2 separate regions of the Homo sapiens genome follow, and region 1 is linked to region 2. The links are chromatin contacts, found by Hi-C or POLR2A ChIA-PET in ENCODE. All regions are on one chromosome and are shown on one strand. The core of a region is the stretch at or near the end of the contact, and the rest is flanking DNA. Distances in the headings are between cores, read along the strand shown. Region 1 overlaps CFAP221 (cilia and flagella associated protein 221). Region 2 holds the start of CFAP221 (cilia and flagella associated protein 221).

Region 1 (2,806 bases), core at 37-2,536, 54 kb after region 2:
TGGATGATTTTAAAGCTAAATAGCTATTAATTTCCCAACATTAGCTTTGAGAGATCGAGTTGTTTACCCAAAGTCACCAAGCTAGAGGAACCCTAAATCTTGGAATATTAAAACCAATACTTAGAATGTTACCAGTAGAGGGTGTCCAGGTTCTTGGCGTTTTGAACAAGGAATTGGACAAAATACACAAAGCAAGGAAATAATGAGCCAAGAAAAGCAGAAATTTACCGAAAAACGAAAGCGTACTCCACAGGGTGGGAGCCGGTGAGCATAGGGCCTCAAGAGCTCTGTTATAGAATTTTCTGGGGTTTAAATACCCTCTAGAGGTTTCCCATTGGTTACTTGATGTACACCCTATGTAAATGAAGGAGTGACCCCCAATCAGAGGCTGAAGTTACAAACTTAGACTCCTATGCTTTGGTTGCTTTCTGCAATCAATCAGAGATACTTTCAATTTTCCATCTAACGCACAGAAAATGTGGGGGTTTTACAAAGGGAGTAGCCTCCAGTCCTTCTGTTGCTTAGGTGTGGAGAGTTGGGGTTTTCTTTCTGATTTAGTTCTAGGAGGTCAGCGTGAATCGGCCTTAGGTTCCTTGTCTCCAGACTCTTTTCTGCCTCAATAACACCTTAAGTATGTGGCTCGAATGGCTCTATGACAATTTAGGGAGAGTGATCTGTACTTTTTGAGATCTTTGAAGAAAAAATTATTTTAAAATTAAATAATTTTACAGTGTTAGTACAATGTTGTAGTAACACTGTCTGGACATGGGAAAGAAGAAATTTTTTTTAATGTTCCCCATCCTGGGCCTCACTGCCATAACAAGTAATGTGCTTTTGTTTTTCTGTCTCCTTTTAATAACTTTTCATACTTTTGCACATGCTTTATATAATTGTAGTCCAAGTGAAGACACAGTGGTATTTCCTCATGACTTCATTTATTTCACTATATTATTTTTCAGTGCTGTTACTTTTTCTTTATGATACCCATCGTATTGATAAACTAGGGTGTTCTTAGCCTTCAGTTGATTTCTGAGTTTTTTCCTCTTCTCTTTGTCTCTGCTCACCACCCTCCATGTCCTGTGATTCCACATTACCCCTGGTTATGTTAAGGGTGGTGATCTGAAATTGACCAGATGAAATTGGCCTGGAGCATAAGAGAGCAATTTGGGGTGGGGGTTGCCCTTCTCACTTTAAAAGCATGAAACATACTCTCCTTTGTGCCACTGTTAGTTTTGGCTGAGCAGTAAGCTGTAACTCCTTGGCACGCCTTTTACAGCTGCTAACATTTGACGATCTGCTGCTCCCTGTGTTAACTGGCATCCCTGTTAATGGAAAAAGCAGTGTACTCTGGTTGCCTAGACTACACCTTCACAGTGTGCTTTATGTATTAGGTCTGAGCTGGCAGCACTTAAAAATAAATCAGCCGGGTCAAGGCAAACATTAATCCTTGCTTCCAGAGCTTGTCTTTATTTTTTTAAGTTAATGAGCTAGAGCAGAAGCAATAGAATGCTTTTATTTTAGAGCCCCGGGTCAATTTATGGGTTAAAGGGGGCTATTTTCTGACCAAGTGGGTGGTCAAAGTATTGAAGCCCCACACATGATGGAGAGTCACAGTTTCTATCCAGCTGGTCTTAGGTTGGCTGATGGACCCAAGGTCTTTTGCTGATTCCCTCCTCCCTGCAGTGGATTCTAAGGTCACTAGTGGGTATCATTGAAAGAGTTTGACTTCTGCTCTCAGGAAATTGACGAAGACCTATTTCTAAAGCACTGTGCTGGGGATCCAGGAAGATATAAAAGGTATGGGGCTGGTGTCTGCCTTATGAGCTTGATACCTAGTTGGGAGACAGGGAAATTTTGAAAGGTAACACATCAAGGGAACGCGAGTTCAGTAGGGCTGACTGAAGGTTCCTGTGGAGGGAGAGGCATAGGGAGTTTGGTGTAATATATAGGTTGATATAGGCTTTTAAGTTTGGGTTCATTCACTCATTCAACAAGAATTTATTGTGCTGGGAATGCAGTAATGAGCAGGTGCCTGCTTTCCTAAAATTTACACTCTAACTAGGAGAAGGCAGATGGTAAATGCAATAATTTCCGGGAGTAGGATGAAGCTAAAAGAAAATCTGGAGAGAGTTCTTCAGGCCTAGGGAATTGCAAGTGCTGAGCCAGTGCACAGTGCAGAGCCAGCAGGAGCCAATGAAAAGGGATTAGAGCCAAGGCCCTTTCGTTCTCATACTCCTGCTCCCACCTCTCCTCACAAGGGGGGCCTTTCCTTTCCACCCACTTGCTTCCCCCTGCCTGTTGGTATTCATGTCTTGACTTTGTATTTTATGTTCATTTGTTTATTTATTTATGTTTTGCTGTCCCCCACTAGAATGTAAACTGTGAGATCTGGGATTTGTTTTGTTTATTGCTCTAACTTTAGTGCCTAAAACAGTGCCTGGCACACTTATTAAGTGCTTATTAAGTAAGCACTTAATAAGCACATGAATGGGTGAAGGAAAGGCCCATGTGGTTGGGCGCAGGGAGAAGGGAGGGTAGCACAAGATTCAGGAAGTGAATGGATGCAAAGGAGGGCATGTTTGGGGGGACTGTGCGAGGCCTCTGCAGGGACAGTGGGAGGACCAGATGCACAAGGGCAGACGGTCTCATCTAGAAAGCAAACCTAAGAGCCTTCAGTGGAAGTCAGAACATTCGTCCTCCAGTTTACATTCTAGTTGGGGACAGCAATAAGTAAATAAATAAATAACATTGATCCTCCCTTTCTTCGCTTTTTCTCTCCACATTTGTTAGCACTTACTATGTTCCA
Region 2 (2,717 bases), core at 164-2,663:
GCCTGGGCAACAAGGCAAAACTCTGTCTCAAGAAAAAAAAAAAAAACTGTGTCAAGGGCTCTGGGAGATCCTAAGACAAGGTACAGTTCCCTCCCCCAAGAATTCTGCAGTTTAAGTCACAGACATGAATCATGTTGGGTGCAATATAAAGATAGTGGAACAGAGGGTTATGGAAGCCCAGAGGAGGGAAAGAGTCTTTCCGGACTGGTGGGTTAGAAGGAGGGTGGGGAGGAGAGGAGACCTTATCTACAGCTAGCCTTGAAAGATGGGGAGATTTTTAGTAAGTAATAATGGTAGGGGACAGAGAGGAATTGGAGAATGGGAAGATGGAAAAAATGAACATTTCCCATTGGGAAAGAGCAGGGAGGGAATATACGCATCCAGCACAAGTGGCAATGTAGGCAAGACAGGTACCCTCACTGGACTCTTACTATAGCCTCTCGTCAACATGAAGCCATAAGTAACATCAAGCAAGTATCAAAGCCACACAAGGAGGGAGTGAGACAAGGACAGTTCCTGGGAAAAGAGAAGCTTAAGCTGTCTTTGAAAAAAAATAATATTCATGGATGAGCAGGGTGGAATGGACCAGGGCAGGAGGTCAGAGGAGCGGGCACGGTTTCATGTTTACAACCCCTAAATATCAGTATCAAGGACATAAACAGTTTCTTCAATGAATAAATTGCAACAACTAACAAAGAAATGAAAGAGGAATCTGTTGATGAAAAGAGACCTAAAAGACACATCAATCTATTCCAATTTGCAAATTGTATTTGAATTCTGATTCAAACTCTAAAAATAAATATGAGATAATTTGAAGATGTTAATAAATTATAATTTTTAAGGTATTGTGGTTTTTTTAAGAATCCTTATCTTTTGGAGGTATATTTTGAAATATTTATGGATGAAATATCTGGGATTTTCTTCAAAATAATACAAGGAGTCAGGGAAAGATACGGATGAAACAGGATTGGCTAGGATTTGATCATCGTTGCAGCTGGGTGTTGAAGATCTATTTTACCCTTCGGTCTGCCTTTGTGTACGTTTGAAATTTACCGTAACAGAAAATGTAAAACAAACTACAAGAAAGTGGGCGTCGTGAGTGATGCCTGTCAGGTGAAGCCCCGCCCACTGGCTCGGGCGGCTCCGCCCCGTCCGTCTTCTCTCCCGCGCTCCGCTCTTGAAGGGTTCCAGTGTGTGGTGTTTCCAACTTTCTCATGTCCCCTCGGGAATCCATTCGTATCCCATGCCATAAGTCGCGCTGTCTATTCTTGACCAGGCCCGGCAAACTGCTCCGAGCTCCCAGGAATCACCCGCCGCCTCCGGTCGTGGCCCGCAGCAGCCCGGCTCCCCCGCCCTGGGGCGTTTGGTCGCGCCCGGCCGCCGGCCCTGGGAGCGCGTCCGCGTCGTCATGGCGACGCTCCGAGCGGGCGCCGGCGCTGGCGCCGGCCGAATCCGGCCCGGGAACCACCTCCAGGGTGAGCGGCCAGGGACCTGGGGCCCGGGTGGCCCAGGGTCGGCCGCTGGGGCGCCGCAGCCTAGCTGCTGAGGCGACCGAGCCCCGGGTGGTGTCCAGCCGCAAGTCGGCCGCGGCTTGGGTCCGAGGAGAGTCGGGCCCAGAGGGTGACCTGAGGATGGTGGGGGGAGCGGTGCGCGGGCCTGGGGCGACCCTGACCCTTAGCAGGAGTGGAATGAAAGGTCGCGGAGGGGAGGAGGCGCTTGGCCGGGGCGAGAGGGCCTGCCCGGGGTGAGAGAATGGGGCGAGGGAACGAGGGTGCGGCGGTGAGACCCGGAGCCAGGCCTACCGGGGCGGTGGGCGAGCCGGCGTGTGGGCGGCGTGGAGACCGCCTGGCTCCTGGGCCTGCCTGAAGCACAGGGGATGTGAGGCTCCGGGAGGAGACGGGCTGCAGGCTGATCCTAGGGCTGGCGTTGAAGGGCTGGAGGGAAGGGAAGCAGGTGAGGAGGGGGCCATGCAGCCTTCAGCGATGCTATGAGAGGTGGTGCGAGGGGAGGGGAGAAGAGGGGAGGGGAGGGGAGAACTTCTTTCTGAAAGTTATTGTTAAGCGCCTTCCTTCATAGATTCACTGCCTGTCGCTTGATGTTGTCCGTCTTGGGAGTCTGAAGCTATGGGTCTTCTCCAGAAAAAACAAAACCGAAAAAACACACAAAGATCCACACTAATTAACATTCCATTTCAGAGGCTTCGCCGACCAGCCCCATGGCCTGCGCAAGGGCCCCAAGTTAAGAGATTTAGTTGTGCAATATATAAGGGAATGTGAGATTTGTAAAATGTTGTTACAGGGTTATAAATTATTAACACCAAATGAGTAATAGAAGCAGTGATTGCTAAAGAATGTTAAAGTGTGTTGGGATCACTGTGAACTTCATGAAGAAAGTGGAACTTAAAATGAGTGTGTTAAGGGAAGGCAAATCGGACACAGGGTTCGACATGAATCAAGATCCACAGAGCTGGAATACCCCCATGTCTGGCACCTGGCTGGCCGTAGGTTTCACCACCTCCTCATCACCCCCTCCTCATCACCCTGTTAGCAGAGGGATGGAGGAGGGTGACTCTGAAATGCCAGTGTCCTGTAAACAGTGCCTCCAAATGTTAAAGGCTTCCATAGTCAAATATTCTAAGAAACTCATTTGGAGAAATCTCTGAAAGAAGAGTCTTATTTGGAAGTCTTATTTAACTGTTTACATCAATACTTTCCAAA

The links. A loop is a pair of places that touch in the nucleus more often than their neighbours do. ChIA-PET counts read pairs that join two places held with the same protein, here RNA polymerase II (POLR2A). Pooled maps may share reads with other maps.
Region 1: a pooled map shows a loop between it and region 2 (2.1-fold over the local background). The contact joins the enhancer-like site here to the promoter of CFAP221 in region 2. A Hi-C loop is called at or near these places in 1 of 50 pooled maps. POLR2A ChIA-PET finds 5 or more read pairs at or near these places in 2 of 52 experiments (activated CD4-positive, alpha-beta T cell and activated T-cell).

The regions. Positions count from the first base shown.
Region 1 is chr2:119,597,430-119,600,235 of GRCh38, forward strand. The region is part of intron 7 of CFAP221 (cilia and flagella associated protein 221); the gene reads left to right. Among named protein-coding and RNA genes, the nearest start is that of CFAP221, 54 kb to the left of the region's middle. Within about 2 kb of position 1,287, at least 4 of the 41 ENCODE cell types and tissues checked have a DNase peak (open chromatin) inside an H3K27ac peak, as active enhancers do.
Region 2 is chr2:119,543,036-119,545,752 of GRCh38, forward strand. CFAP221 (cilia and flagella associated protein 221) reads left to right here and starts at 1,414. Exons shown (of 24, transcript NM_001271049.2): 1 at 1,414-1,475. RefSeq lists a silencer at 1,358-1,467.